Regions from separate parts of the Homo sapiens genome. Here region 2 is linked to region 1. Evidence: read pairs that join two places in POLR2A ChIA-PET (ENCODE). Cell type or tissue: MCF 10A. All regions are shown on one strand. Links, peaks and the distances in the headings refer to the core of each region. The heading gives the core; the rest is flanking DNA. Region 1 has its middle 96 kb from the start of LMNTD1. Region 2 has its middle 33 kb from the start of LMNTD1.

Region 1 (16,263 bases), core at 5,313-13,312:
TAACACTTTATATTAGTGTGGTATATTTGCCACAATTGATGAATGTTAATGTTAATACATTATTATAATTAGAGTCTATGATTTATACAGATTTCCTTAGTTTTAAAAAAATCTAATATCCATGTTTTGTCCTGGGAACAGATCCAGGATACCACATTCTATCTAGTTGTCATGTATCCTTAAACTCATCTTGGCTGTGGGTTTTTTCAGACTTTCTCTGTTTTTTATAATCTTGACAGTTTTGAGGAACAGTGGTCAGGTATTTTTGTAAAATATCCCTTAATTGGAACTTTTCTGATATTTTCCCATGTTCAGATTGAGGCTTGGGGGTTTGGAAAGGAAGATTACAGAGGTAAAGTGCCATTCCCCTCACATCATATCAATGGTACATAACTATCAGCATGACTTGTCACTGTTGATGTTAACCTTGATCGCTTGTCAGTTTCTTCACTGCAAAGCTGTCCTTTCCACCCTATTTCCATACAGTACTCTTTGGAAGGAAATCATTATGTGCAGTCCACACTAAAAGAGTGAGAAATAAAGCCCCACCTTCTTTAAGGTGAACTCTCAAGATAAATTATTTAGAATTCTTCTGCCAAGAAATTTGTCTATTCTCCTGCATTTATCTGCTTATTTATTCAATCATTTATTTATATCAGTATGTACTCATGGATAGTTATCTTATATCTTGGATTATAAATACTTATTTATTCTGTTGCTTAAATTGTTCCTTCTTTGGCCATTAGGAGCACCTGCAGTTGATTCCTGTGTCCTTTTGACATACTGCCATCATTGGGAGTTTTTGTTTATTTGTTCATCTTTTGAGCATTTCCTTAACTGTGATTCAGGCTCATCTTATATATTACTTCTCACCCAGTTCTGGAATCAGTCATTTCTGGGTCCTTTATTGGAAAATGATACTAGAAACTATGATCTGGGCTCCTCTAGGTATGCTCATTGCTGCTGGGATATCACTGCTTCAAGGACTTCTCAGCTGACAGAGCAGGGAAACATATGCTTATGTCCACATATCTGTAAGGATTTCCGCCCTGCTGGATTTTGGACTTGCACGGGCCCTGTAACCCCTTTGTTTTGGCCAATTTCTCCCATTTGGAATGGCTATATTTACCTAATACCTGCACCCCGATTGTATCTAGAAACTAACTAGCTTGCTTTTGTTTTTACGGACTCACAGGTGGAAGGGACTTGCCTTGTCTCAGATGAAACTTTGGACTGTGGACTTTTGGGTTAATGCTGAAGTGAGTTAAGACTTTGGAGGACTGTTGGGAAGGTATGATTTGTTTTGAAATGTGAAGACATAAGACTTGGAGGGGCCAGGGGTGGAATGATATGGTTTGGCTGTATGTCCCCACCCAAATCTCATCTTAAATTGTACTCCCACAATTCCCACATATTGTGTGAGGGACCTGGTGGGAGATAATTTGAATCATGGGGCGGTTTCCCCCATACTGGTCTCACTGTAGTGAATAAGTCTCATGAGATAGGATGGTTTTATCAGGAGTTTCTGCTTTTGCATTTTCCTCATTTTTCTCTTGTTGCTGCCATGTAAGAAGTGCCTTTCACCTCCCGTCATGATTCTGAGGCCTCCCCAGCCATGTGAAACTTTAAGTCCAATTAAACTTCTTTTTCTTCTCAGTCTCAGGTATGTCTTTATCAGCAGCATGTAAACGGACTAATACATTACACATCTGAAAAAGGTCTAATATATCCAGCATCTATGAGTAACTTAAATTTACAAGAAAAAAAACAAAAACAAAAACAAAAAACAAACACCCCCATTAAAAAGTGGGAAAAGGACATAATCAGACACTTTTCAAAAGAAGACATACATGTGGCCAACCAGCATATGGGAAAAGGACATAATCAGACACTTTTCAAAAGAAGACATACATGTGGCCAACCAGCATATGGAAAAAGCTCAACATGACTGATCATTAAAGAAATGCAAATCAAAACCATAATGAGGCATCATCTCACACCAGTCAGAATGGCTACTATTAAAAGGTCAAAAAATAATAGATGCTGGCGAGGTTGCAGAGAAAAAGAAACACTTATACACTGCTGCTGGGAGTGTAAATTAGTTCAACCATTGTGGAAGACAGTGTGGCAATTCCACAAAGACCTAAAAAACAGAAATACCATTTAACTCAGCAATTGTGTTACTGGGTATATACCCAGAGGAATATAAATCATTCTATTATAAAGACACAAACTCACATATGTTCATTGCAGCACTATTCACAATAGTAAAACATGGAATCAACCTAAATGCTCACCAATGGTAGACTGGATAAAGAAAATGTGGTACATATACACCATAGAATACTATGCAGCCATCATAAAAAGAATGACATGGATAGAGCTGCAGGCTGTTATCCTTAGCAAACTAACGCGGGAAGGGGAAACCAAATACCGCAGTTCTCACTTATATGGGAGCTAAATGATGAGAACATATGAACACATAGAGGGAACAACACACACTGGGGCCTATCAGAGGGTGGAGATTGCAGGAGGGAGAAGATCAGGAAAAATAAATAATGAGTACCAAGCTTAATACCTGGGTGATGAAATAATCTGTACGACAAATCCCCATGACAAAAGCTTATCTATATAACGAACTTGCACATATGCCCTTGAACTTAAAATAAAAGTTAAATTTAAAAAATGGTGATATTTTAATTTTGTTATTTTTAGGCATTTATGACTTGCAATTCTTTCATAAAGAACTTTACCTATTCAACTATTTGGTTTCCATGAAAAACAATTTGTACAGGAAGACTTGATTTTTCTCTTTATATTTTAGTTTTCAGCATAATAAATTGACACTCTAACATTCCTTAAAGGCGGCCAATTAGTTTTTCAGTAATTTCTTTCTTTTTTTCTTTTTTTCTTTTTTTTTTGAGACGGAGTCTTGCTCTGTCGCCCAGGCTGGAGGGCAGTGGTGCGATCTCGGCTCACTGCAAGCTCCCGGGTTCATGCCATTCTCCTGCCTCAGCCTCCCGAGTAGCTGGGACTATAGGCACCCGCCACCACGCCCGGCTAATTTTTTGTATTTTTAGTAGAGATGGGGTTTACGGTGCTAATGGTTTTCTGTTTGAAATACAGTTTTGAAAGCAGTTTCTACTCTTCTGGTTGAACTCTGACTGATTAAAAACGTTGTAGGGGAGAATTCAAGATGGCTGACTGGAAGCAGCTGATGCACACGGCTCTCACAGAGAGGAGAGTGGAGAGTAAATCCTAGCTCTTCAAGTGGATTATCCAGGAGGCCACGCTGAGATTCATCAAGGAAGCAACAGGACCCACGGAGAACAGAGAAGAGTAAAGCAGGGTCGCTGACCGCCTGGGATGGGTGTGGAGCTGGGGAGACTCCCCACCAAGGGGAAAGGGTGAGTGAGCAAGATTCCCCCGGGACCCACACTTCCCCCATGCTCCTTTGCAATCCTGGGCATGAGAGATTCCCCCTAAGCGCTCGCCCCGCCCCTGTTAACCTCCCACCCTGGGCCTCCAGACTGACACAGAGAGCTGCCTGGATTCTGGGCAGAGCCACTGCTGAAGCCCACATGGAGCCCCACAGACCTTGGATCCTTGAGCACCCTGTAGCCAGCTGCCCTACCTCCACCAAAAAAGAAGGGCAGGCTCCTTCACATGCTCCCAGGATAAGTGTTGATAAGGAGTGAGACTGCAGGCCCTGTCTCCACTGCTCCTCCCCAGCAAAGGCCCCCTGGCCTAGGCTCCCAACGCAGCCACCTCACCCCACCTGAGCACTCTGGTCCCCCATTAGGGCTCTGCATTTCTTTGCAGTGTAGCTCCCAGAGGTAACCAACAGCCCCTCTGCCACTCTGTGGTACCTTCTGTTGCCCCCAGACTAGGGAGGAGGAACATGGAGCCTGATTGCTTTCACAGGCACCTCCAGCACACCGCAGCCACCCAACAGAGAGGAGGTCAGACTGTCTTTCCTGCAAGCTCCTGCCCACTCTGCGCATTTCCAGGCAAGGCCCCTGGGCTTGGAAGTGCAGTCAGTCCTATGGCCAGGGCTCTGCATTTCTCTGTGGTGGAGCTCCCAGAGACAACTAACAGGCCCTCTGCCACTGGCTGCCATTGCAGTGCCCTCCTGCTGCTGCCCCCAGGCTGGGGAGGGAACAAAAAGCCTGAGTGCTTTGGGGAGTCTCCAGCAAGCCAGCAGCTGCCCTGCAGAGAGGCCATGACCCCACTGCACCTTCCCAACAGGGCTTGCTGCTTTCTGACTTCCAATGCACCAACATCGCCCATGTATGAACATTGCAGCCGTGAAAACCTTATCTTCACAGGCCTGTGATCTTCCCTCGAGATCCCACCACCTGACCCTATGTGAGAGTTCAGCTGGTAACTCAGGGACCAGCCTGGCCCTCCCTATCACAACCAGCAACTCAGGCTCCACCCGATCCAGCCCCATCAAGACTCATACACGCTGTCCAGCTGGCCATTTAGGGGCTGGGGAGTTGGAGAACCCCATTCCAATTCTGCTGACACCTGACCATTTCTCCCAGGGCCTGAGATTGGACCCACCCACCCAGCCAATATCACCACAACCTGCACAGGCCCAAAGGCGGAGGCCCCCTAACCCCTTTTACATGAAGATGCAGTGCTATCACATTGGAGAATGGTGAGCCACAATGCCATCTGTATTAATTAGGCTGAGTGATGAAGTTCTGCCCCAAAACCACTGCCACGGAGAGTCACAAATGAAGCAACCCCTGAGGCTCTCAACTACATTGTGGTTCAGAAAAAGGCTACAGTGTACATCTGATCTAGGAGTCATGAGCTCTGGAACAGAGATGTGATAGGGCAGCAGTTCAAATTCCTGTCTATCTAGGATGAGGTGGTGGTGTACCTTGTATGTCTGGTAGGTAGAATTCATCAGTGAATCTGTCTGGTCCCAGGCTTTTTTTTTTTTTTTTTTTTTTTTTTGGTAGGTTTTTTATTACTGATTCAATTTTAGAACTCAATTTTGGTCTGTTAAGGGTTTCAATTTCTTCCTAGTTCAATCTTGGGAGGTTGCAAGTGTCAAGAAATTTATCCATTTCCTCTAGATTTTGTAGTTTGTGTGCACAGCAAAGAGTTGGTACCAATTCTACTGAAACTCTTCCAAAAAGCTGAGGAAGAGGAACTTCTCTCTAACTTATTCTACAAAGCCATTTATCACCCTGATACTAAAATCTGGCAAAGATACAACAAAAAAGAAAACTATAGGCCAATTTTATTTATTTATTTTTTTGAGATGGAGTCTCACTTTGTTGCCCAGGCACGATCTCGGCTCACTGCAACCTCCGCCTCCCAGTTTCAAGCAATTCTCCTGTCTCAGCTTCCCGAGTAGCTGGGACTACAGGTGCCTACCACTAGCCCCAGCTAATTTTTATGTTTTTAGTAGAGACAGGGTTTCACCATATTGGTCAGGCTGGTCTCGAACTCCTGACCTCAGGTGATCTGCAGCCTCCCAAAGTGCTGGAATTACAGGCATGTGCCACCACGCCAAGCCAGGCCAATATTTTTGATGAACATAGATGCAAAAATCCTCGAAAAATACTAGCAAATTGAATTCAGCAGCATATCAAAAAGTTAATTCACTATGATCAAGTAGGCTTTATTCCTGGGATGCAAGGTTGGTTCAACATACCTAAGTCAATAAATGTGATTCACCACATAAACAGAACTAAAAACAAAAACCATATGATTATCTCAATAGATAACAGAAGAAGTTTTCAATAAAATCCAACATCCCTTCATAATAAAAACCCTCAACAAACTCAGCATATAAGGAACATACCTGAAAATAATAAAAGCCATCTATGACAAACCCACAGCCAACATCATTCTGAATAGGAAAAAGCTGGAATCATTCCCCTTAAGACCTGAAACAAGACAAGGACGCCCACTTTCACCACTCCTATTCAACATTGTTCTAGAAGTTCTAGCCAGGGCAATCAGGCAAGAGAAAGAAAGAAAAGGCATCCAAAATTAGAAAAGAAGAGGTCAAATTATCTCTTTTCACTGATGATATGATTCTATACCTAGAAAACCCTAAAGACTTCACCAAAAGCCTAAAACTGATAAATGCCATCAGTAAAGTTCAGGATACAAAATCAATGTGCAAAATCAATAGCATTTCTATACAGCAATAATGTTCAAGCTGAGTGCCAAATCAAGAACACAATCTCATTTACAGTAGCCACAAAAATAAAATAAACTACTTGGGAATACATTGAACCAAGGAGATGAAAGATTTCTACAAGGGAAATTACAAAACACTGCTGAAAGAAATCATAGATGACACAAACAAATGGAAAAACATTCCATGCTCGTGGATTAGAAGAATCAATATTGTTAAAATGGTCATATTGCCCAAAGCAATCTACAGATTCAATGCTATTCCTATCAGACTACAAATGACATTTTTCACAGAATTAGAAAAACAATTTTAAAATTCATATGAAACTAAAAAAGAGCCTAAATAGTGAAAGCAATCTTAAGCAAATGGAAGAAAGCTGGAGGTATCAGATTACTGGATTTCAAACTATACCATAAGGCTACAGTAACAAAAACAGCATGGTACTTGTACAAAAACAGACACATAGATCAATGGAACAGAATAGAGAACCCAGAAATAAAACCACACACCTACAACCATTTAATCTTTGACAATATTGACAAAACTAAACAATGAGGAAAGGACTCCTGGTTCAATAAATGATGCTGGGATAACTGGCTTAGTCATATGCAGAAGAATGAAAGTAGACCCCTACCTTTCACCATACACAAAAATTAATTCAGGATGATGAATCAACGTTTTAAATGTTAAGACCTCAAACTATAAAAATCCTGGAAGAAAACATAAGAAATGCCATTCTGGACATCTGCTTTGGCAAAGAATTTATGACTAAGACCTTAAAAGCAATCACGCTGAAAACAAAAATTGACAAGTCAGACCTAATTAAACTAAAAAGCTTCTGCACAGCAAAAGAAACTATCACAGAATAAAAAGACACCCTACAGAATAGGAGAAAATATTCACAAACTATTCATCCAACAAAGGGCTAACATCCAGAATCTATAAGGAACTTAAACAAATCAACAAATAAAAACCATCCCATTAAAAAGTGGGCAAATGACATGAGCAGACACTTCTCAAAAGAAGACACACAAGCAGCCAACAAACATGAAATAATGCTCAATGTCACTAATCATCAGATAAATGCAAATTGAAACTTCAGTGAAATACCATCTTACACCTCTCAGAATGTCTATTATTAAAAAATCAAAAAAGAGTAGATGCCGGTGAGGCTGTGGAGAAAAGGAATGCTTATACTCTGTTGGAAAGGTAATTAGTTCAGTCACTGTGGAGAACCGTTTGGAAATATCTCAGATAACTTAATACAGAACTAATCATTCAATCCAGCAATCCCATTACTGGGTTTAAACCCAAAGGAAAATAAATCATTCTACCAAATACACACATGTACACATATGTTCATCGCAGGACTATTCACAATATCAAAGACATGAAATCAACCTCGGTGCCCATCCATGGTGGATTGGACAAAGAAAATGTGGTGCATATACATCATGGAATACTATGCAGCCCTAAAAAATGAAATCATGTTCTTTGCAGCAACATGTATGTAGCTGGAAGCCATTCTCCTAAGTGAACTAACGTGGGAACAGACAACCAAATACTGCATATTCTCATCTATAAGTGGGAACTAAACCTTGTGTACACGTGGACACAAAGATGGGAATAATAGACACTGGGGACTACAAAAGTGGGGAGGAAGGGAGGAGAACAAGGACTGAAAAACTACCTGTTAGGTACTATGCTCACTACCTGGGTGATAGGATCAGTCATACCTCAAACCTCAGCATCATGCAACATGTAATAAACCTGCACATGCTCTGAATCTAAAATAAAAGTTGAAATTAAACAAAACAAAAGAAAAAAATTGTTAATAGAGTGTCTCTGTCTTAAGTTGAAATGGGAAGACCAGTTTAAATCTCTGATGATAAAGAAAATGGGAAGACACAAAGCAAGTTATGAAGCAGAAAAAAAGAATCCCATTTTTACTTTAAATACAAAAAGAACAGCAAAGTCATAACTCAATATTTTGCTTTGTCTTTTTCTAACCATAAATATAAGCTAAGTCTACTTTAATCTTCACCACACCCCCTACACTGTCATCTCTCATTCCCTTCTCCCTTCCCCAGAGTAATCACTAAGATGAGTTCGTTTATATTCTTCCAATCCATTTTTATGTATAAGTAATAGGTAGTAATATTTTATATTTTTAAAAGTAATATCATGTGCACGTATTTTCTATCTTGCATTTTCCCTTCAACATCAAATTTTGGATCCATGTTAATATAAGTGGATTTAGCTTTGTTTCAACTGCTTCATTGCGTTTCCTGATGACTATTCCACATTTCATTAATGTGATCCCCTATTGATGGCATTTAGGTAGTTTACAATTTTTATGCTGTCATTAAAACAACAGTATAATGAGCTTCTGTTGTTTTCAATGCTGTTTGAGACTTACGTTTTAGGGAAGCTAAGATAATACATATATTTTAAAAAGTATCTTCTCACCCCTTGTTTTTTTCTTATAAGACTTTTGCTTAACAGTGACATGGTCTTTTACCTAAAAACTGAAAATAGTTTTTTAAATGATCAAACAAAAGAGACAGTTTAGATAAAAAGGCTTTTTTTTTTTCAAACTCCATTCCTTTTGATTCTATGAAGTCATGAAGACAGAAAGGAATTATCAGTGTTACTAATTAATTGTGGACCCTCAGCTTTTAAAGTGCATCATTGTGTATTTGCTCTTATAGTACCTTCTTGGGTTTATATAAAAAAGTAGCTGCATGAAGCTCTTTGCCTCATTTGGACTTTGTTTATCTATACTTTTTGCTTATGCTCAATCCCAGTTTATTACTCCCTGACGATTTCCCTGGCAGTACAGAAATCGATGTTGGAGCACAGTATCTAAAATGTGACAATTATCCTTAGTGACTGTCTGGTATTGTCCTTAACAAGAGTATTTAGTCAATCCACTCGATGGCATGCTTTGTACAGAAACATGAGTTGATGCAGAGATACAATTCCAATAGGGATGAAAATGAGTCATAGTAGTCAATTAGCTTTTGGTGATGATGAGTCACAGGAATCAAAACATTTTGCAAAGCGTTTGGCAGACGACCAAATGCTCTAGCTTGAGCTACCGAGATGTGACATTTTAGAAAATGGGAAGAAAATCGTCATATCTTAGTATCTCTTCATGGAAGATGTTTGTCAGTTGCCTAGAGGAATATTTTCATTCTTGCACATACTGCTCCCTAGACTTGGAACACCCACTCTAATGCCACCACCTCTGATTGGCAAATTCCTGTTACTCAGGACCCATCTCAGACCGGAAGCATTTCCTGAGGCACAATTACTCACTCCCATCACTGAGCCCATAGCTGCTGGTTTCTCATGTTATTAAACCATCTATCAAGTGATATTGCAATTTACCTGTTCCTGTGTTGATCTTTTCTCCCATTCTCTGGAATAAAAACCCTGTCTTAGTTGTCCCTATGTACTTAGTAAATGACATATAACAGGGCTCAATTCATTTTTGTTTCTTTGTTAAGTGGATGTGTTTCTATTTATGTGGGCATTATGAAATACTAACAATTATAAGAACAGTAATAGTTAACATTTACTGAGTGCTTCTTACATACTAGGCACTGTCTGGAGTGCCTTCAGTGTATTAACTCATTTAACTCTCCCAACATTATACAGGAGGTAAGTACTACAATCCTCTTCAGAGATAAGAAAACTGAAGCACAGAGAGTTAAAGTAACTTGTCCTAAGTCACACAGCTACTTGGTGGTGGAGTTAGGAATTGTACTCAAGCAGTCTGACATCTGAAGCTACATACTTAAGCAATGTGCTATATGGCATCTATTTTTTTCCTTAAGAAAAGAATCTAAAGACAATTTTAATGGACAGGATAAATAATTTTACATAGAAAAATAAAAATTGCCATCACCAAAAGACAGTGTCTCAGGATTAACCTGAAAGCTATTTTTGAATGAGGCAGAGCTATACCTTTTTGCCTGAAGAGAAGTCTATGATGTATAGTTAAGAAAACCAAATTGTAAAGTAATTTTGTAGTGATTCCTTGTGAATAAGAAGAAAATAGTAGAAGGCTTATACAGCTTACACTTCTTCCTTTCACATCTTTCTCCTTGCTTACAAAACATATACCTGTTGATCAGGCTGTAAATATCAGTTATGGTATGGAAGTTCACTACAGTGGGAGGTGTTATTATTATTATTTTTTCTTGCATTATTTCATTGGTTTCAGTGGCAACATCACTCTGAATATTTGAAGAGGAATTTAATAAAGAAAAATTTATTGGCGACTAATAAACTGAAATTCCAGGGAGAAATCCCAGAGAAGATGACTCTCCAAGTCACGCCTGGAGCAAGCAGGCAAAGTCAGCTTCGTTCAAAGCAGTTTCCTTGACACCCTCATACAAGAAGCAGTAGTTTCATTCTTAACAGGAAGCACTGTAGGAAACGAGGAAGTTGCAGTGAAACCAGAGGACTAGGCCTAGTGGTGTATTACATAGTCACGGATTCTTCTCCCCAGGCTCGCTTCGCCCCATTGCCCCTCAGGCCTGGGCGACTTGCTCGCTGCCCCCACCTGCCATCTCAGCCTGTCCTGGGTGAAGACCTCCTCAGTCATCCGCATCTGATGGAGCATCTCACAAAGGCTTTGGCTCCTGCCGCCATGTCTGGGTTCAGAGGAAGGACTTGCCGCGGGACAGGCGATCTGGCTTCCCCTGCAGCGGCCCCAAGGGACTGGGGACACAATCTGGAAGCACCAGGGAGGTCATGCTCTGTGCCGCAGGCTTGACAGGAAATGGAAAAGAGCCAGAGCATCAACCTCTCTCTCATCCTCCCTCGAACACGTCTTCTGAGGCCCACTGCTTCCACATAGCCTTTGCAGAGATGTCCGTTGACCAGGCAGCAGACTAGGTCTTCTCGTGAAGCTACAGCTGCTCTGTAATGCACTGCCTTGTCTTTGCTTTCTCTCCTTCGCTGCTCCCTTCCCATTTTGCTCTCAGTCTTGCTGTCCTGGGAGCCAAGAGTCAGCAGTAGCAGGTTAACTTTCATTAGGCTTCGTCTTCTAGGGGCCCAGGGTTAAGGCATAGTGAGATATCCAGGTTTTAGAAACGTTAATATCTGATGTTATAAATAGACTTTAGGTTGAAAATTGGGAAGCACTGTTTGAAGTTCAAGCACATGACTGATAGGCTTTGGGAAGGATACTATGCTCCCTATCTGGGTGATGGGATCTGTACCCCAAACCTCAGCATCATGCAGTATGCCCATGTAACAAACCTGCACATGTACCCCTGTATCTAAAATAAAAGTTGAAATTTAAAAATTTTTCTTTGTTTGATACAAGAAAATGTAGGCTAGACATAATTATTCTGGAAAATAAATTTTATTTAAATTACATAGAAAAGAATTAACTTAGGATTTTTTGCAGAGCAGGATGTTGTGAATGTTTAAATACCTTGTTTTTAAAAATTGTATTGTGTGTCTTCACTAATAGTGTTATATCTTTTGAATTAACAATCTGTTATGTCCAAGTAAAAAATGGTAGCTTTATCGAACAAATATTTTGTATTTTGACCACTATATAGTTAAAATAAAATAAATCCAAATAAAAGTAACATATGCTTATTTAGAAGTTTGATAAATAAATGAATGTATGAAATAAATAAATGAATGTATGAAAATTAACAACCACCTATAATCTTATCATCCAAATACAGCCACGTTAACATTTTGGTAGATGTTTGCCCATGTTTTCTATGAATAGAATGGATATATTTTACATATCTACAGATTTACTTATATATTTTACATTAATGGATATAATAGGGTAATATATGTACCATGCATATATGTAGAATATTTTTCACATGTGCTATGTTAATATTTGTATGTAATTTATAAAACCTGAATATATTATATATATGATTTAAAGTTTTATTGTTTAACTTAATATATTATGAGATATTTCCTAAGTTACCAGGTGTTCTAAGACATGCATTTTAATGGGGATATTCAGTATTTCACGGTATGGGTAGGTCAGAGTTTATACTTAACCAAATACTGTTGTTGGATATTTGAGATGCTTGGTTAAGAGTCCCTATATACCTTTACTTTTTTCTTTTCAGAAATGTAGAATTCAGAGGGACAAAAGAAATCTTCTAAAGATGGTCTAGTTTACTCCTCCAGTACTATCCTTTAATCATGTCTATAAGCAGGACATTAAATTCCATTTTCTTTTGTTCTTTCTGTTTAGGTGCCCAATACCTTCAGCCTCCTATCGCTTTGTTTCTTGCAAAAAATGATTGTCAAAACTTCATCTGTATAGTAATAACAGTAATAACAGCTAGGCATATAATGCTTACCATGTTCCGGGTTCTAGTCTAAGTATTACATGTATTTCAACGCATTTAATTCTTGCAAAGCCTTCTGAAGTAGATACCCATAACTATCCCCAAATTAGAGCTGAAAACACAGAGAGATTAACTTACTTATTTAAATTCATACAGTTAGTAAGTGGTAGAACTAGAATGTGAGCCTAGACAATCAAGTTCCAGAATCTGAATTCTAATTACTATGCTCTAATGGATGACTCCTAAAAGAAAGATGCAAAGAGGTTTCATTCTGAATTCTAATTTCAATCACTGGAAATGGCTGCCTGGAACAATACGTTCAGAATGATTCTGATGCTGTATCTGAGCTTAGAGGGGAAAAGGGCCATGATATATGAATAATATTCCCTTGTTTGAAAGAGGAGAGTGATTGTATATTTGCCATTTTTGCCCTATAATTTTAGTTACCCTAGAATTATTTAAGTTCAAAAAGATAAAACTCTAGAGATTAAAAAAAGTGTAGGTGGAATAGGGTTTATGTATTTATTATTTTTGCAGGAGGGAGATGAGGGGGCAGAGGTTTGTGCTATTTTAGCCTGTGCTACCTCTGTCAGTGCAAATGACTCCATATGCATTTCAGGACCTCCATTTTTACAATTGTTTTTAAAAGGAGCCTGTTGCATTCTGTCTGTCCTTGGTAGATACAAAAGCAAAGAACAATGAAAACACAAAGAGTTTGGAGACATAGACATATGGGCTTCCTTTTTCTGGTTCCATCAAATTAACTGTGTGTTCTTCTAGGATAGTTACTTGACCTTTCTTACCCTCAATGTTCTCATCTGTAAAATGAGAAAATAATTCTTACTTCTTAAATTGTTGTGAAATTAAGTTAGGTAATTGTGTATGAAGTCCTTTGCATACAAAAGACAAATGTTCTCTCCTTTACTGTCTCATATGCACCAACAGATTGTATCCTTGCATATTGTTTTTCCTTTGATTACTTCTCATAGAATCCATTTACTAAAATCTTTAATAGCTTAAAAGTTTTTTGTTTCTTGTTTATATGGAAATATTATCAAGTTTTAGTTATAGATATTTCAGAAATTAACATACAAATGAAGTCCTTGCTAGTCTTTGGTAACCATACAAAACTGTACAATGGGTCAATTTAGTGCTTGCTTGCTCAATAATTATGTTTTAAAAAGTTTTAATAGAATGTCTGTTCTTTTTATGTTCATAATAGCACCACTATCCAAGGCAGAAACTTGAGTCTTTATATCAGTTTTCTTTCATTTTAGATTACTTCTATTCCTATTTCTTCATGTTCACTAATCTTTTCTTTGGCAATATCTAATTTGCTGTTAATTCCATCTGTGTAGAAAAGACATAATATAGCAGGCTTGATGTTGCTACCTTTAGAATGATCTGCTTGGGGGGCTTGCCCTAGACTATCATCTGGGAACTTGGCTTTGGAATGTTCCCTACACTGATAAGGATGATTTGCTGACCTGAGACACCGAACTCTTATATACCAGCTTGCCTAGATTATTTGTGCAAACAATGTAATTAATGGTGAATGCCAGCCTTTCTACCAGATGTCTAAATTTGGTAGCTGTGGCTTATCGGAGGCAGAGACTGCCAAAATAATCAGCCCCCAGTGAAAACTCTGAACTTTGAGACTTAATCAGAAACACTGCATTTTGTTGGCTAAAAGAGTGTGTTCTATGTGGCCACCCCGTCTCTCTTCAGCCCCAGAGGGAGAACTTTGGAAGCCAGTGCCTAAATTCCTCCAGGCTTCACCTGGTTTGTCTTTTTCCCTTGCGAGGCTGGCTGTATATCTTATGCTTGATAAACCATAGCTGGGATCATCTTGCCTCTGAGCCCTATGAGCCCTTCTAGTGAGTCCTAAATGTGTGGGTGGTAGTTATGAGACATCCAAAGCACCATCCATTGAATTTTTAATGCCTAGAAGTTTAATTTGAGTGTTTTAAAATATCATCCAGCTGGGCGTGATGGCTCAGGCCTGTAATCCCAGCACTTTGGGAGGCTGAGGCAGGCAGATCACTTGAGATCAGGAGTTCGAGACCAGCCTGGCCAACATGCTGAAACCCCATCTGTACTAAAAATAAAAAAATTAGCTGGCGTGATGGTGCGGGCCTGTAATCCTAGCTACGCGGAAGGCTGAGGCAAGAGAATTGCTTGAGCCCGAGAGGTGGAGGTTGCAGTGAGGCAAGGTCACACAAGTGCACTCCAGCTTGGTTGACAGAGCGAGACTGTCTCAAAAACAAACAAAAAACCAAATATTATCCATGTCTTTTTTTAACAAGCTCAATATTTTCTCCACTTTCTTGGGCATATGGAATATATTTATCAGAATTGTTTTAATGTCCGTGTCTACCAATTCTACACTGTGTGTCATTTCTGTGATTGTTTCTCTTGAATGATTTATTTTACTCCTCATAAGAGGCTGTATTTTCCTGCCTTTTGGCATACCTAGTAATTTTTGATTGGATGCCAGACATGATGAATTTTACTTTGTTACATATTGGAAGAATATTCCTTTAAATATTCTTAGGCCTTTTTTTTTTTTTTTTTTTTGGTTGGCAATTAAATTACTTGGAAATAGTCTGACCCTCTTGAGTCTTGCTTTTAAGCCTTGTCAGACACAGCTAGAGCAGACTGTGGTTCCAGCACTGAGGCAATCCTCTTCTGTGTTCTCCATCTTATGCCCTGTGTATTATGAGGTTTTCCCATTTTGACTGGTGGGAACACAACCTGCTCCCAGCCCTTTGTAAGTCCAAGGGATTGTCCTACCTGTTTCAGGTGGTTCTTTCCTTAGTCTCAGGTATCAAGACTCAAGGGGAACTCAGGAAATCTCCAGAAATTTCTCTCTGTGCAGCTTCTTTCTCTCTTGTCTGGTACTCTCCTTCTCCAACCTCTAGATGGATTGACCTCCCCTGATGCTCAACTCTAGCTCCTCAAATCAGGGAGACTGCTGGGCTTTGTGTGTGTTCTCCTTCCCTATGCTGAGGACTGGAAACCAGACAGTGAGTAAGGCACCCCCAGGGCTCACCTTGTCTGTTTCTCTTCTCTAAGGGATCACTGTTCTCTACTACCTGTTGTCCAATGTCTAGAACTCATTGTTTTATGAACATGTTAATGAACATGCATTTCGTTCATTTCTTTTTTGTTATTTAAGCTGGGAGGGTAAACCCAGTCGTGTTTCTCTGTCATGGTCAGAAGTGAATGTCTATACTTTCTTTCTTTCTTCTTTTTTTTTTTTAATTTTAAAAATAGTATGGCTTGTGATGCGATTTTTTTCTTTTTTTTTATTATACTTTAAGTTTTAGGGTACACGTGAGCAATGTGCAGGTTAGTTACATATGTATACATGTGCCATGTTGGTGTGCTGCACCCATTAACTTGTCATTTAACATTAGGTATATCTCCTAATGCTATCCCTCCCCCCTTCCCCCACCCCACAACAGGCCCGGTGTGTGATGTTCCCCTTCCTGTGTCCATGTGTTCTCATTGTTCAATTCCCACCTATGAGTGAGAACATGCGGTGTTTGGTTTTTTGTCCTTGCGATAGTTTGCTGAGAATGATGGTTTCCAGCTTCACCCATGTCCCAACAAAGGACATGAACTCATCATTTTTTATGGCTGCATAGTATTCCATGGTGTATATGTGCCACATTTTCTTAATCCAGTGTATCATTGTTGGACATTTGGGTTGGTTCCAAGTCTTTGCTGTTGTGAATAGTGCCGCAA
Region 2 (16,263 bases), core at 3,331-11,330, 130 kb after region 1:
AGATTCTGCGCGTGTGAGGCATCAGGGTCTGTGCTGATCCCACTTCCCTGTCCTATCATGCCCATGGTGGGAGCATATATGGGGTTGGTAGCAGGTGGTGAGATTGGGTTTCTCTAATCCCACTGGACTGAATCCTCCTACCTACTAGCACCTTGACTTCACTCCATGGACAGGCTTCTTCCCTTGTTCACCTGCCTAGTTGTCCACGTGCTTATTTGTTCTCCTTTCTCCCATTTTGCAGAACACAACAGGAAGCAGCTCATTCATCTAAGAAGACATTCTATGTTATAGGGTACACATGTGCACACATGCACACACACACACACTTTAAGAAGATTGTCCAATCATGTTTACACTACTGTGAATAAACTGAAATCCCTAAAATATAGCATTTACCCTAAATATGAGTTTAAATGACACCTAGGGAGGAGGAGCAAAGGTGATCTGTATACGTGGGTGAAATACTGCAATGACGGTTACTGGGTAAGTAGAGCTAGTTTAAGGGCTGTAGGTTGGAAAATAGTGGCACCAGTAAGTGAGAATGTGCCAAAAGTAAATTACTCAACTCCATAGCTTTTTTTTCCTGGAGATCCTCATAGGAGCAAGTAACCAAATAAAAGTAAAATATGATTTCAATGTGATTTGAGATACAGTCACACAATGTATTACATATGTATGTGAATCAGTTTAATGCAAAACTATGTAAATGAGGGATCTGTTTAATACTATACTGCTCCTTGATATGAAGATTCACTACCACTGTGTAGACTAGTGCAGATTCAGACTATGAACCAAAACTTGGCAATTCCCACAGTTGCCATTTGCCAAGTCAGCATTGAATTTTTATGTGCAGCCTGTTACTATAACACAGCATATGCAATCTTGAAATTCACTAAAGCAAAATAATGAAAACATCCTTCAAAGACCTGTCTCAGCGATCTTTGCAAATCAAACTCACCTGTAAAGCAGTCAAAATCTAACTTTGGCCTTAACAGTACAATGAAATCCAAATAAGCAAAATTAAGTTTTAAAATACATGTTGATATTTATAAAATATGATGTGCAATCTATAAATTGACCCAAACCATCTAACCAAATTAAGCTGATCTAATTTAGGCAGATCTGTTCAGCATCCTGATTCTGTTCTTAGACAAATGAAAACATGGTGGAAAAAGATAGCATTACGCTCAGAAAAAGCACTAACCTAATCCATGTTATTTTCAACATAACTTCTCCTAAAGGAGGAGTAATTACATATTTTAGTTTTCAAGTTTCTCCTTCCTAGGCTATGAGTTATCTGTCAAGTAAGTGTAAATATACACAGTCAGCCCTCTATTTCTGTGCATTTTGCTTCTGTGGATTCACCCAACAGCAGATCAAAAATATATATTTTTTAAAATGAATAGTTGCATCTGTACTGAACATGTACAGACTTTTTTCTTACTATTATTACCTAAAAAACACAGTATAACAACTATATATATAGCATTTACATTGTATTAGCTATTGTAAGTAATCTAGAGGTAATTTAAAGTATACAGGTGGTATGTGTAGGTTATATGCAAATATCACACCATTTTATATCAGGGACTTTAGCATTTAAGGATTCTGGCATCTGCAGAAGGTCCTGGAACCAATCCCCCATGGATACCAAAAGATGACTATACAAGGCATCGACTAATAAATAGGGCAGGTGCTATCAGTTATCTATAATAATACTAATTGCCTCTTTGACTTCTCTATCTAGGTGTTCTGTATGGCACACTATGCCCCAAACCAAGCTTATTATCTTGCTCAATTTCCAAACATCCTGGAGATGTTATCTCCATCTCCCTGTGCTATCTCAGTAAAAACCAACTAAATTGCTCAAGCCAAGAGCTTTGGACTCATTCTTGATTCCTCCTTTCCCTCTCTCAGTATACTCAACCAACCACTACATATTATCAAATGCCTCTTGCATCCATCCCCTTCTCTTTTCAACAATACCGGTATAGACTCCAATCGCATCTCTCCAGAACTACCCAGCGAGCCTCTGAGCAGTTTTCCCCTGCCAGTGCATTCTCTATTGTACCCCACAAATTATCTCAAGCATAGATGTAATTATTTGGGTTCTCTGATACCCAGAGAAGAAAGTAAAAACTTATTAGATTTGCTAAGGCCCTTCATGATTGGGCCTAAGACAAATTTCATTATCATGTGCAACTACTCTCTGCAAGCCCTGTGATCTAACCACAGTAGGCTACTAGACACTTCCCTATGCCACCCAGGCTTTGTTCAGTTTAGTTGTGTCCTCTGCCTAGAATGCCATGTCCTCTTTTGTCCAATGGAAAACTCCCACTTATCTGTTAAGGTTCAGATCATGCATCATCTCTATTTTGTAGTTTTTCATGACCCCCTCTGGCCCCTCCTTCCATCCACCTTTCCATTGATGTTTTCATGTATCTCTATTTCAGTATTGATTCCATTGTTAAGGCAAAACTGATACGCAATCATTTGCACTGTGGCCATCCATACCAGCTGTATATAGTCAGTCTCCATTCTGATTGGTGGGTACTTGTTCAGCACAAGTATTAAATATTATGAATAACACTCCCAGTTGCTGGCATTATTTCAAATCTATCTTTACCATGATGCTACGAGATTAAGGGCAAGGGCTGTGCTTTATTCATCCTATTTCCAGGGACTGGCATAATATCCTCATATAGTTGTACCCTTATATGTTTGATAAAATGAACAAAATATAGACAGTCTTTATAGTAATTCTTTCTAAAACAGAATTACTTTTATCTAAATAATTGTGAAATTTGCCTGATCTATACCAAAATTATCATCAACCTGTTTAACGATCAAAGCTACACTATGGATTTGGTAAGTTCAGAGGTCAGATATAGTAACCTCTAGTTTGGGTAATTTCATGACTTTTCCTTCTTTGAACCTGGGTGGGAAAATCCTGGACTTTGAAATCAGACAAACCGGAAATTGAATTGAGAGCAATCTCTTAAACCTATGAGACTTTGGTAAGCTGTTTAACCTCTCTGAGATCTATTTCTTCCTTTTCAAAATGGGGAAATGGATACCTCCCTTACCGGGTTGTTAAGAGAACAAGTAAGACCATGTATTTAAGGACATGGCATATAATCCCCCATGAACAGTAAGCTTTAGCCTACTTGGAACTAATTTAAGTTAGTAGAGAAGATTTCTATTCTGAACAGCAATCTCTCCAATCAAAAGAGAGGAGGAAAAGGCAGATAAGGCTTATATTTCCTGGAAGCATCCTGTAGCAGCGTACATAAGACATCACAATGGACTGCATGCCTATTATTATGAGCCAGTGCTGACTGTGCTGCTGAGAAATGGTCATATGGCCAGAGTTATATACTAGGGATAAGCTAAAGGCCCCGCGCAGTGCTTTATTTGTCAAACAGAACTACTGTTGTTTTATCTCCAAAGCATCTGCGTTTAAAACATCTGGATTCATTTTCAATGGAGGCATCTCTTTTGCTGATAAAATGTGAGGAGCAACAAGGTAATGTAGTTGGCAGGTCAGCTGTCAAGATGGGTAATGTTATCATAGTTATGTTGTTTCTCTGACTCTTTGAACCTATTAGGATTAGGAAAGGCGATTCTAAGACAAGAAATTGAGCACCTCTAAATCACAGAATTTAATAATGAAGCCATTATTTTTCAAATATATTACTCTTTTGATTAAACTTTATCATCATAGGTATCAAATTCTGACATAAAAACTGACAAAAATAATTGATATTATAAAGAGTTAAATCTAGTTTAGAAAATATACAGTTGTGTGTTGCTTAATGATGGGTATATGTTCTAGTTCTGAGAGATGCATCATTAGGTGATTTTGGTTGTGCAAACATCACAAAGTGTACTTATGCAAACCTAGATGGTATGGCCTACTACACACCTAGGTTATATGGGATAGCCTATTGCCCCTAGGCTACAAACCTGTATAGCATGTTACTGTACTGAATACTGCAGGCAATTGTAACACAATCTAAGTATTTGTGTATCTAAACATAGAAAGACTACAGTAAAAATGCAATAAAATGTTATGAGACCACTGTCATATTTGAAGTCCATCATTGATCGAAAGATCTTTATGCAGGACTTGGCTGTATTTACTTTTATTTACACCTGACTTCCTTTATTCCTCGACTTTTATCTCATCCTCATCCATGTGAAGGGGCAAAAGCCTGGTATCATGGGTCCCACAGCCAACAGGTCTGAAATGTTTCTTCACTGAGGGAGAGGAAGATTATATGGTAGCTCCATATGGATTTTCAGGATCTAACTAGGATGCCAGAGTGACCAAAAGAAGAATTACAGGCAAGATCTTGCTGTGGTTTCTTCCCTTCACTTCCAAGTACTGTCTGCTTCACATTTTCTACAGCCACAAATAACCCTGTCTATGTATCTGTGTCAACAGAGGACGGTCATGACAGGGAATATTATGCAAAGCTCACTTCCAAGCTTATCATCCTATGATGTAATAATTAAATTAAATCAGCTGTTATTTTTCATACCTGTTAATCGGTAAATTGCATACAAATTTATAACTCACTTTAGATAAGTCTGTCTCCAAATGGTGATCTTGCTCAGAAGCCTATAAAGAATCAAACAAAACACTTAGATCATGAGAAAAGTGGAATATTCAATAGGAGACCTCAAAGTGCGGAAACATTAAAACTTCATGGGCTCCGAATAAATTTTTGGAAGTTGCAGATGGCTTCTCATGAAACCATACATCTGGAAAAAACTTTTTAAAATATGACAACCTAAATTTGATATTTAAATAAGACTGTGTCAATACTCTATAAGCAGAGTTATGTGAGAAATCATCTGTATTTGATTTTCATAATCATTTTTATAGTATCTGCTAATTATAGAATTTTAGAGTTAGGAGATAGTTTGCAATGCTAACTACGAAATGCACACCAAACCTATACCTGAAAACTTTTGTCACCTAATATATAATAAGTTATTTAAGCAGTTTATTTATTTATTTGAGAGTAGGTCTCACTCTGTTGTCCAGGCTGGAGTGCAGTAGCACGATCATGGCTCACTGCAACCTTGACCTCCAGGGCTCAAATGATCCTCCTGCCTCAGCCTTCTGAGTAGCTGAGACTACAGGTTCGTGACACCATGCCTGGATAATTTTTTTTTTTTTTTTTGAGACGGAGTCTCGATCTTTCGCCCAGGCTGGAGTGCAGTGGTGCTATCTCGGTATCTTGGCTCACTGCAAGCTCTACCTCCCGGGTTCACACCATTCTCCTACCTCAGCCTCCCGAGTAGCTGGGACTACAGGTGCCCGCCACTGCGCCTGGCTAATTTTTTTTTTTTGTATTTTTAGTAGAGACGGGGTTTCACCGTGTTAGCCAGGATGGTCTCCATCTCCTGACCTCGTGATCCACCCGCCTCGGCCTCCCAAAGTGTTGGGATTACAGGCGTGAGCCACCGTGCCCGGCCGGTAATGTTTTTAAAAAATTTTAGTAGAGCCGAGGTCTCACTATGTTGCCCAGGCTGGTCTTGAACTGCTGAGCTCAAGCAATCCTCATTCCTTCTGCCTCCCATAGTGCTGGGATTACCAGGCAACCACACCTGGCCAAAAATATCTTTAGACAATATAGGAACACAGATTTTATTTTTACCCTTTTTAATCCCCTTGCTCCTATTTGAGATATCATATCTCATTCTTAAATGTGCCTTGGATTTCCCCGTATCTTTTTGAATCTCAGTGATTCAATTCTAATATTTTGTCCTTGTAATCTTGTACCTGGGTTAATGCACCAGCCTCCGCTGGTAGAGGGAGCCACAAGTGCAGAGATCTGAGATAGGACCTGGCAAAGAGCCTAGTAAGGCTGGGAGAGGGAGCAGAGAGTGATGGGGATGGGCTTAGACAGTGATAAGAAATGAGTGAGAGGCGAAGGAGAGGCCAGAGCCTCAGGGTCTTATCAGTACAGGGGGAGGACTTTGGCTTTCCTCTGAGAGAGAAGGAAAATCACAAGCCAGGGAACCTTGAGCCAATGAGTGTCATGATCTGGCTTGTGTCTTTAAAGGACTACTTTGGCTTCTGTGTTGAAATTAAGAGAATAAGAAGCAGAGAGACCAGAGAAGATGAGACTGCTTCCATCATCCAGGGAGAGCCTATGGCACCAACCTCCAGAATGGTGGCAATGGAGGTGATGAGATGTGTTCGGACTCTGGATATAGTTTGAAAGCAAAGCTGGCAGAATTTGCTGGCAGATTAGATAGGAAGTGTAAGAGGAAAAGAGAAGACAAGATGACTCCAGGGATTTAGACCTGAGCAATGAGAGGAATTGAGCTGCCAATTTATATATATCAATAATATATGTGATGAATATATATGATGTATACAATATATTTATGATTTTTCTCACTTAAAGCACAATTGAAACAATCAAAAATTAACTTTGAGGTAGGCTAAGTGGTTGACCCAAGGTTGTCTTGCTAAGAAGGGACAAGCTTGGCCTTGAGCACTGCTCAGTGTAACCACTGAACCTGTACTCTTTAAGCTATGGCACATCAGCTCCTACACATACCTTTAGTTTTTGGTCAGCAAAAGTCCTATATGATGTTTTGACTTTCGAGAATTGACTTCTAATGCACGGATTTTATATGCCTGAGGACATTTTATAGACCTAATCAGGTATGCAGAATCCAGGTTGCCAGCTCTAGTCCAGAACTCCAGAACTCCAGGTCTCCCATCTTGCAAATGTGACTACATGTAATGCTTTGACAAATAGTAAAGAAACGCATTTTAACATCTGGTTTGACATCTGCAAAGAATGATTCCTTTTAAAATACAACTAACAGGGTTAAAACTTATTTGGAGACTTAAGGAACATAAAATCATAGCTTCAAAGTCGATTATATCATGATGGTATTATTTGCATTTGTTTTCTTTTGGCCACGTGGAAAATTTTCATCATAGACTGGGGTCTAATACTTATTCAGTAAGGAGTGTTTTTCCATGGCTGAAAAATACAAATTTGGTCCTAGAGGTCGTAGATGTGAGTTCTAAAATATTTTATTTATATCATATTTTCAAACTTTCTTTGCATCAAAAGAAATACTAGTTGAAACACTTCTCAAGTAAAACGGATTATACTTGCTGAAAGCATTACTGGTTTTTATTTAAGTTGCTGATTTTTTAATAAAGGGTCTGACCTTGAGGACAGCTGCCAGTTGGCAGAAAGCACAGAGGAGATGAGAAGAGAGTCTGGGGCCAAAATAAACACCCGAGTCTGACAGTTGTGTCCCATGGACTCTTTCATGTGTCTGTAAGACATTCAGGGTCTTGGATTTGAACATTCCTTCATAAAGGCTCACCCTCAGCAAACTCTCTGCTCTTCCAGTTTCATTGGCAGTCTAAAAACCTGGCAGCATCCTTGGGTTCTGCTTGTTAAGACTTGTGAAATACTATGGACTTGGGCTGCAACCTTCAGCTGAATTTAGATGTAGGAAATTAGCAATTACAAAGTGTTCTTTCTGCCAAAAATCACATGCTGCTGCGATTACCTTACTCTGTGATGAAACAGGTCATTTTAATCCTTTGTAGTAGGTGGAACATTATGTACTTAACCAACCAAAAGGAAAAAACTTCTTAACTCAAGGGAGATATTTTCAGCAACCACATGTAGGCTTATGCACATAATAGGAAAAGTAATCCTTTTCCCCCCAGGTAAAATCTTTTAAAGTAATTTTGAAATGCAATTGGCAAAACCCTCTTCACTTTAATAAAATACTTTGTAAATGTGCCAAAGTTTAATACCAACAGACCACACGAAACTAGGTTTCCAACAGCCAACTGAAGAGATGTGATGTCTAATTAGGAAATTGTGTTTTACCTGACCTTTAAGTTTTTGCCTCAATTATCTTTTCTCATTGGTGAGTTATGCATGGCTGGGGTGACACAAGGTTGTTCATTTTTTTGTGATGTTGATTAGCGTGGGTGATTGCTATGATTAGTGAATCCAAGAATTCTATAGCTGAATGAGATCACAAACATTAGCTAGTTCAACTTTCATATTTTACAGATGAAGAAACTAAGTCGCAAAGGATGAACTCACTTGCCCTCGGTCATTGGTCCCGTTGGTGACAGTTAGGTCTGGAATTCAGTTTTCCCATCTCACTGTCTTGAGTAGAAGGAAAAGGCCCAGTGTTCTATGTCATTTGGATGTTGGTGTCTTCCCTTCTGCTGGTAAGGATTATCTAAACCTTTGGAGGAAGCACTAGGGGAAGGGTAGTGTCAAAGGCAAGTAGATTTTATACAGTAAAAGTACTATTTGATTTTTTTTCTTGTTTTAATATTTGTTTTTTTTTCCCCTTCCGTTTGTTTTATGTTGAAAATTCCCCATGATGATACCTCTACCTACTCAGCTACTCAAGCCAAAAACCAAAAGCCATCACCCCATCCACTAGATCACCAACTCTTAACCACTCTGCTGCCTAAATAGCTCTCAGGTCCTGCTTCCCTTTCCATTCTCACCAACACTACCTTCATGCAGCCCTTGTTATCTCCCACTGAAATACTGCAGTAATCTTTTTATTGGTCTTCCTCACTTCCAATGTCTTATTTCTTAGTAGCAAAAACTGCCAGTTGTCCTCCACTTTCATTTTTTCTCCTCCCAGTTTACCTTGGGTTTGGGTGTGACCATGTGACTAAGTGCTGACCAACGGGAGGTAGGTTGAAAAGTCATGCGGCACTTTCTGAGGATCTTCTCAGAAAGACCATTGGCAGGCACAGTTTGCCCTCATTTGCTTTGTCCTTGCTTAAGCTTGCTGCATGGACTGTGGATGCCCTCCTAGACATTAGATTGGGGCTGACATGACAACCAACAATATAGGAAGGGGCTGAGTCTCTGATACGATGGTGAACTGGATCTCTGGACTAGCTTTTTAAGTGGTGAGTTACTGTCAGTCAAGCCAATCCTAACACTTAGTGTATAGCTGATGACCTAAATTCCACAACATCTTGGAGGTTATATTTCTAAAACACAAACTCCTTGACAAACCACATAGCATGCCCTTTGTGACCTGACTTAAGACTTCTCTGTAGCTTCATCTCTCTTCAGGCTTCCCCTTGTGATTAAAGATCCAGCAGCACTGAACCACATGTAGTTCACTTAACCCATTGTAAGCTCTGGCTTTTGCCCATCCTGTTTCTCTCAGCTGGAAAGTTTCTATTCAACCTCTTAAAACCATCTTGGATGGCTCCTTCTTCTGTGATGTCATTTCTTAACACACTGAACTCTAATAGAGTGAATTTATCTCTCCTCTATGTGATTTTCACCTGTTCTTGCTTCTATTATTGCCCCTGTACTCTATGTTGTCTGTACCTATGTCTTCTTTCCTGGATTATTTTCTGTGTCAGTTCGTTCTATTATTGCTATAAAGAAATACTGGAGGCTGGGTAATTTATAAGGAAAAGAGGTCTAATTGGCTCACTGTTCTGCAAGCTGTGCAGGAAGCATGGTGCCAGTATCTGCTCTGCTTCCAGGGAGGCCTCAGGGAGCTTTTGCTCACAGCAGAAAGGGAAGCAGGAGCAGGCACGTCATATGGCGAGAGCAGAAGCAAGAGAGAGGTGGGAGGGTGCTACACACTTTTAAGCAACCAGATCTTGTGAGAACTCACTCACTCTTGTGAGGACTCACTCAATCTTGTGAGGACTCACTCTTGTGAGGACAGCACCAACCGGATGGTGCTAAACCATTCATGAGAAATCTGCCCCCCATGATCCAATCACCTCCCAATGGGCCCTGCCTTCAACACTGGGGATTACATCCCAAAAAGAGATTTGGAGAGGGCATCCAACTATATCAACTACGAATCCATTGAAGAAGAAATCACTATTTTTTTCTTCTTTCTTCCTTTTTAATGGTTAAGGGAGGGCATATTGCCTAGGCCCTCAATAATTGTTTGTTGAACTGAAGTAATATGAATTAAATTCAGAGGGTATTTTAGGAAAGAAGATCAGAAACAAAAAAGCTAGGTGAATATCAGTACATTTTTTAAAAAAATTAACTCACTTATGTATAATTGGCAACATCCTTGGGCCCTAATTATTAATATTTACCAGGCACCATGGTCTTGGGCAGCAAATTTGTTTAGTTATAACTTGTCAAGCTGTTTCATACTAAGAATCAGAAGTTCTTCTAAGGTACGTAGTTAGGCTACTGGTATTAAGGAAAAAAGAAAATAAAAGAACTGGCCATGTCTCAGAGATAGTAAATGTGAAGTGTGGGTGTATAAAAGTTAATTACTGATTATACTAAATGGAAAATGTTCAGGAATAAGGTACCAATAAAACAAAAATAAATCTGCTACTATAGCAACTAACTAGAAATTTAATCAAATCTCCTGACTCATCTGGAATTAACATGGAGAGATTTGTAAATTTGGGTAAAATGGGAGACGTAAGTGGAATTCGATGAGTACTAGTTTGTTTTAAGTTTATTTAAATTTCAACTCAGATAATCCCATGTAAATCTGAGTTATAGGCCAAGCTGTAGGGCTAAAATAAGATAGACCACAAATTCTGGACACTTCAAGATGAGCTATGAAATCATGCTTTCACAAGTATAATATTGATGTAAAGAAGTAAAAGCCAAAAGTATAAAAATAACATACAGTTCAAAATAGACCACATTAAACTATATTGTTCAGGGATGCATACATAGTAAAACTATCAAAAAAGCAAAGAATTGATTGTCAAAAAAAAATCAAGGTAATGATTCCTTCTAGAGCAAAAGATGGGATTGAATTAGCAAAACGTGGGGTTTCTGAGGTCCTGGAAATATTTATTTCTTGTCTTAGGTTGTCCTTACACAGCTATTTCCTTTAAATTATTTATTAAACTGTACATAGATGTTTTATGTATTTTTGCAAATTATTTCACAATTAAAAAGGGAGGAAAGCCTATATATCAATAAGTAAAAGTCAAATACTCAGAAGAAAATGGGAAAAAAATCAGAACTCAATGTTCATTAAATATAAGAAATATGCTCAACATTATTAGTAGCCAGGGAAATTCAAATTAAAATCACAATGAGATACTATTTAATACTCATAAAATATGTTTTAAAAGTCACAATAAGACAACATTAAGTCTTAGTAAGGGTATAGAGGAACAGAAATTCTTACATTGCTAGAAACCGAATTAGAAAACAACTAGGGATTATCTAACAGAGCTGGAGACATAGGTACCCATAACCCAGCCATTACTGTCCAAGGTACATGTACAATGACGTTCATAGCAACATCATTTATTATAGCAAAGTTCTGGAAACAACCCAAATGTTCATCAGTTGGAAAAAGAATAAAATGTCTATGTATATAACAGTCAGAAATCAATTAGAGCCACACACACCTACATGAATGAATCTCATAAACATGTTAAAGAAAACAAATTATTGGGAAAAATATGATGTATTTTACATAAAGTTAAAAACTTACAAAATTATAGGCACACACATATATGCACGTTAGGGATACATACAACAGTGGTAAAACTGCAAAGGAAAGCAAGGAATTGATAAATAGAAAATTCAGGATAATGGCTGAGATTGCCTTTTATAGGGGCTGGGATTGGGGATGGAGGGAGACACAGGTGACTTCAAGACATAGTTAATGCTGTATTTGTTTTGTTTCTTAAGCTGGGTGGTAGGCATGAGTTTGTTCATTTTACTTATTTTTAAATTACATATACTTTATGTATACTTTTCTCAATATGTTATCTATTTCATTTTATACTTTTTACATTAAAAATTAGGAATTTGATTATTGTTTTGATGCTCCAGACCAGCCAAATTTCCAGGAAGGGATGATGAGATTTAAAATCTTCATGGCACAAATATTCTCCACAGAATAACTATAAAAATGCTTTCTTGTCTATAAACTAGGCTGAAGAGAGTGTAGATGGTAAAACTTAATTATTCATTGTGTAGATCTCTTAGAACCAGTTACTCTGTGAGTATCTGCATTCGCAGAAAAAGAATTATCCACCAAGGCTGAGCTTGAAGTAGCCACCACCTGTCTCACCCAGTTTACTAGGTACAGGGAGTTGGCACATTTGTGGGAATTACAAACCCAGAGAAGGGGCAGAGCAAGACAGTGGAAGAGAAGTTTCCACCAATCATGCCCCCTACAAAGACACCAGTTTAACAACTATCTACATGCTATACACAAAAGAAGCACCTCTATAAGAACCAAAAATCAGCTGAGTACACACAATACTTGGTTCTAACTTCATATTGCCAAAAGAGCCACTGAAAAGGTAGGATAAACAGTCTTTAGTCACTGACACCAACCGTCCCCCACTTCCTGGCAGCAGCAGTGTGGTGAGGAGAGTGTTTCAGTGTGCGTGGGAGAAGGAGATCACAGCAATTGTGAGGCACTGAACTCACTGCTGCCTTATTATAACAGAAAAAAAAGGACCATCTCTATTGATGCCCACCATGGAGAGAGCAATTAAAGTAGCCTAGCCAGAGAGGAATTTCCCATCTCAGCAGTCCGAACTTGAGTTTCCCAAAGCCTTGCCACTGCAGGCTAAAGTGCTCTGGGGCCCTTAATAAACTTGAAAGACAGTCTAGGCCACAAGGACTGCAACTCCTAGGTGAGTCCTAGTGCTGGACTGGTCCCAGAGCCAGTGGACTAGGGGGTCATGTGACCTACTGAGAAACCAGCGAGGTGTCTAAGGGGGTGCTAGCATCAACCCTTCCTTAGCCCCAGGCTGCATAGCTTGTGGCTTAAAAACAGACCCCTTGCCTCAGCTTGAGGAGAGGAGAGGGAAGAGTATGGAGGACTTTGTCTGGCATCTTGAACGTCAGCCACAGCAGGATAGAGCTGTGATAGGCAGCTCAGCCCACAACAGGATAGAGCACCAGTAAGAGTTGTGAGGCCCCCTTTCCAGGACTTAGCTCCAGGAAAGGGAGGACCCTGGACGAGAAGGGAATCTGCTGTATTGAAGGGAGGGACCTAATCCTGGAAAAATTCATCATTTGCTAACTGAAGAGCCCTTGGGTCCTGAATAACCAGCAGCAATACCCAGGTACTATGTTGAGGGCCTTGAGTAAGACTCTAACACTGGCTGGCTACAGTTAAGGCTTAGCACATGCTGCATTGGCTACAGAGTGAGACTCCTTTACTTGAGAAAAGTGAAGGGAAAAGCAAAGGAGACTTTGTCTTGTACCTTAGGTACTAGCTTGGCCACAGCAGGGTACAGCACAAAGCAGGCTCTTGGGGTCCCAGATTTCAGGACATGGCTCTTGGATGGCATTTCTGGACCTGCCCTAGGCCAGAGTGGGTTACCAGGCAAAGATCCTTGTTTTCTTCCCTTACTTTTCCCAAATGAATGGAGTCTCTCACTCTGTTCTGAGCCACCTGGGAGTGGTATAACACAAGTACCCCTGTGGCTACCACCACTAGCACTGCACTGGCAGGCAGCATTCACCACAAGGTGGCTGAAGAGCCCTTGGGCTTTAGCAGCAGTACTCCATGTGGGCCTGTGGTGGTGGTGGCCACAGGGTGAGGCTCCTCTGCCTTTGGAAAGGGGATGGAAGAGGGGGAAGGACTGTGTCTTGTGGTTTGAGTGCCATCTCAGCTGCAGAACAATATAACAAAACACTGGATAGACTTCTAAGATTTTTGATTCTAGTCCCTGGCTCCTGGACGGCACCCCTGGACATGCCCAGGGCCTGGGGGAACTTGTCACCCTGAAGGGAAGGACACAGGCCTGGCTGGCCTTACCACCTGCTTTTATAAAGCTCTGGGGCCTTTAGCAAACATAGGGCATAGCCAGGGAGTGGTAACAGCAAGCCTTAGGCAAGACTCAGCTGTGTACTGGCTTCAGGTCTGACCCAGCACACTTGTAGTGGTGGTGGCCACAGGGGTGCTTCTGTCACACAACCTCCAGCTCCTAATAGCTCAGAACAGAGAGAGAGAGAGAGAGAGAGAGAGAGAGAGAGAGAGAGAGAGAGACTCTATTTATTTGGGAGAAAGTGAGGGAAGAGAACAATAATCTGCCTGGTAACCCAGATAATTCTTCCAGATCTTGTCCAAGGCCATTAAAGTAGTACCTCTATGAGTCTGCAAGAACCACAGAGTTATTGGGTTTGTGGTGCCTTCTAAAGCAGATACAACTTAAATTATAACGCCTAAGTTCTCTTGAATATCTAGAAAGCCTTCCCAAGAAGGACAGGTACAAACAAGCCCAGAGTGAGAGGATTCCAAGGAACACCTAAGTCTTGAGTGCCCAGACACTGAAGAATATCTACAAGGATCAACATCATGCAGAAAAACATGGTATCAGAAGGAGAGGATCATGGTGGACAGGAGGCAGAACTAGATTGCAGCTCCCAGTTGAATGGACAGAGCAGCACGTGGAGGCTTGCATCGTGAACTATTGCTCCAGAATGACTGCAGGCATACATTAGGAAAGCCAAGAGAACCCACAGACCCTCTGAAGGAAGCAGATTGCTCCTGCAGGAGTCAGGAGACACCCCAAATACTGTGAGTGCCCAAACTTTGGAAGTGGGAAAGGGAGATCATTTGCCCTGGAACACCCCCACTAGGGAACCTGAAGGTCTAGATTATGGCAGAAAATTCTGACCTTACCTGGAGTTGAATCAATTTAGAGAGCCAAACAAAATACAGGGTAGAGGAAGCAGCGGGAAAAGCCCTGTGGACTCACTGGGTCCCCTGGCAAGCCATTTCTGCCCTGCCTCACAGGGTCCTTGGGGCGGGGGGCAGTCAGAGGCACTGGAAAAAGGCCACAGGGAGCAGGAAACCTCTAGCTGAACTTTGTAACAGTTTGAACTGATTGAGAAGTCTCCTGGCCAGGACTTGGAGAAAGATATGAATTCAGTGTGCAGACTCCACAGGCCTGGGAAGAACAAACGTCCTACTTGGTTTTGCAGCTGGTAAGTGGGTAGCCTGGGGCAAGTTCTCAGCCCTGTTCGCCCACTGCCTGAAAACAGACTTGGTGCTGTTGTAGGGGGTGGGCCACAGTGGGAGTGAAACCAGCCCTTTGGGTTGTGTGGGAGCTTAGTGAGGCCTGTGACTGCCAGCTTTTCCCCACTTCCATGACAACCTGCATGACATAGTAAAGGCAGTCATAATCCGCCTAGGAACACAACTCCATTAACCGGAGAATCTCACCCCCCACCCCCCACAGCAGCTGCAGTAAGACCCGCCCAAGAAGAGTCTGAGCTCAGACATGCCTCACCCTGCCCCCACCTAATGGTCCTTCCCTACCCACCCTGGTAACTGAAGACAAAGGACATATACTCCTGGGAGTTCTAGGGCCCCACTCACCACCATACTACCATAGCTAATGCTCTACTGAAAGCTCCAATCCTGGCAAGAGGCCAACCATCACAAAAATAGTGCATTAAGCAACCAAAGCCAAGGACCCTTACAGAGCACATTTTCCTCCCCTGCCACCTCCACCAGAACAGGTGCTGGCATCCATGGCTGAGAGATCCACAGATGGTTTACATCACAGGACTCTCTGCAGACAACCCCCAGTACCAGCCTGGAGCCTTGTAGATTTGCTGGGTGGCTAGATCCAGAAGAGAGATAACAGTCACTACAGATCAGCTCTCAGGAAGCCATATCCCTAAGAAAAGGGGAGAGTACTATATTAAGGGACCATCCCATGGGACAAAAAAATCTGAACAGCCTTGAGCCCTAGGCCTTCCCAAAGACACAGCCTACCCAAATGAGAAGGAACCAGAAAACCAACTCTGGTAATACGACAAAATGAGGTTCTTTAACACCACCTAAAAATTACTCTAGCTCACCAGCAATGGGTCCAAACCAAGAAGAAATCCCTGATTTACCTGGAAAAGAATTCAGAAGGTTAATTATTAAGTTAATCAGGGAGGCACCAGAGAAAGTCAAAGCCCAATCTAAGGAAATTAAAAAAAAAAAAAAGAAAGATACAAGAAGTGAAGGGAGAAATATTTGATTAAATAAATAGCATAAACAAAAAACATTCAAAACTTCAGGAAACAATGGACACACTTATAGAAACGCAAAATGCTGTGGCAAGTCTCTGAAATATCATTGAACAAGCCAAAGAAAGAACTTCAGAGCTCGAAGACAAGGTCTTTGAATTAACCCAATCTAACAAAGACAAAGAAAAAAGAATAAGAAAATATGAACAAAGCCTCCAAGAAGTCTGGGATTAAACGACCAAACCTAACAATAATTGGTGTTTCT

What was found. ChIA-PET counts read pairs that join two places held together with the same protein. Peaks named below come from ENCODE experiments on the same cell type or tissue, not always from the same donor. Only the 100,000 strongest peaks of a DNase experiment are listed, where the experiment ranks them.
Region 2: POLR2A ChIA-PET joins it to region 1 with 10 read pairs; 2 of 35 experiments call an interaction of 5 or more read pairs at or near these places.

What each region holds. Positions count from the first base shown.
Region 1 is chr12:25,449,011-25,465,273 of GRCh38, forward strand. No RefSeq gene overlaps it. Among named protein-coding and RNA genes, the nearest start is that of LMNTD1, 96 kb to the right of the region's middle. In MCF 10A, for the core only: no CTCF peak of the experiment used is centred there; a DNase peak (open chromatin) is centred at 9,251.
Region 2 is chr12:25,577,840-25,594,102 of GRCh38, forward strand. It overlaps a transcript of LMNTD1 not described here. Among named protein-coding and RNA genes, the nearest start is that of LMNTD1, 33 kb to the left of the region's middle. In MCF 10A, for the core only: a CTCF peak has its summit at 5,844; DNase peaks (open chromatin) are centred at 5,842 and 7,492.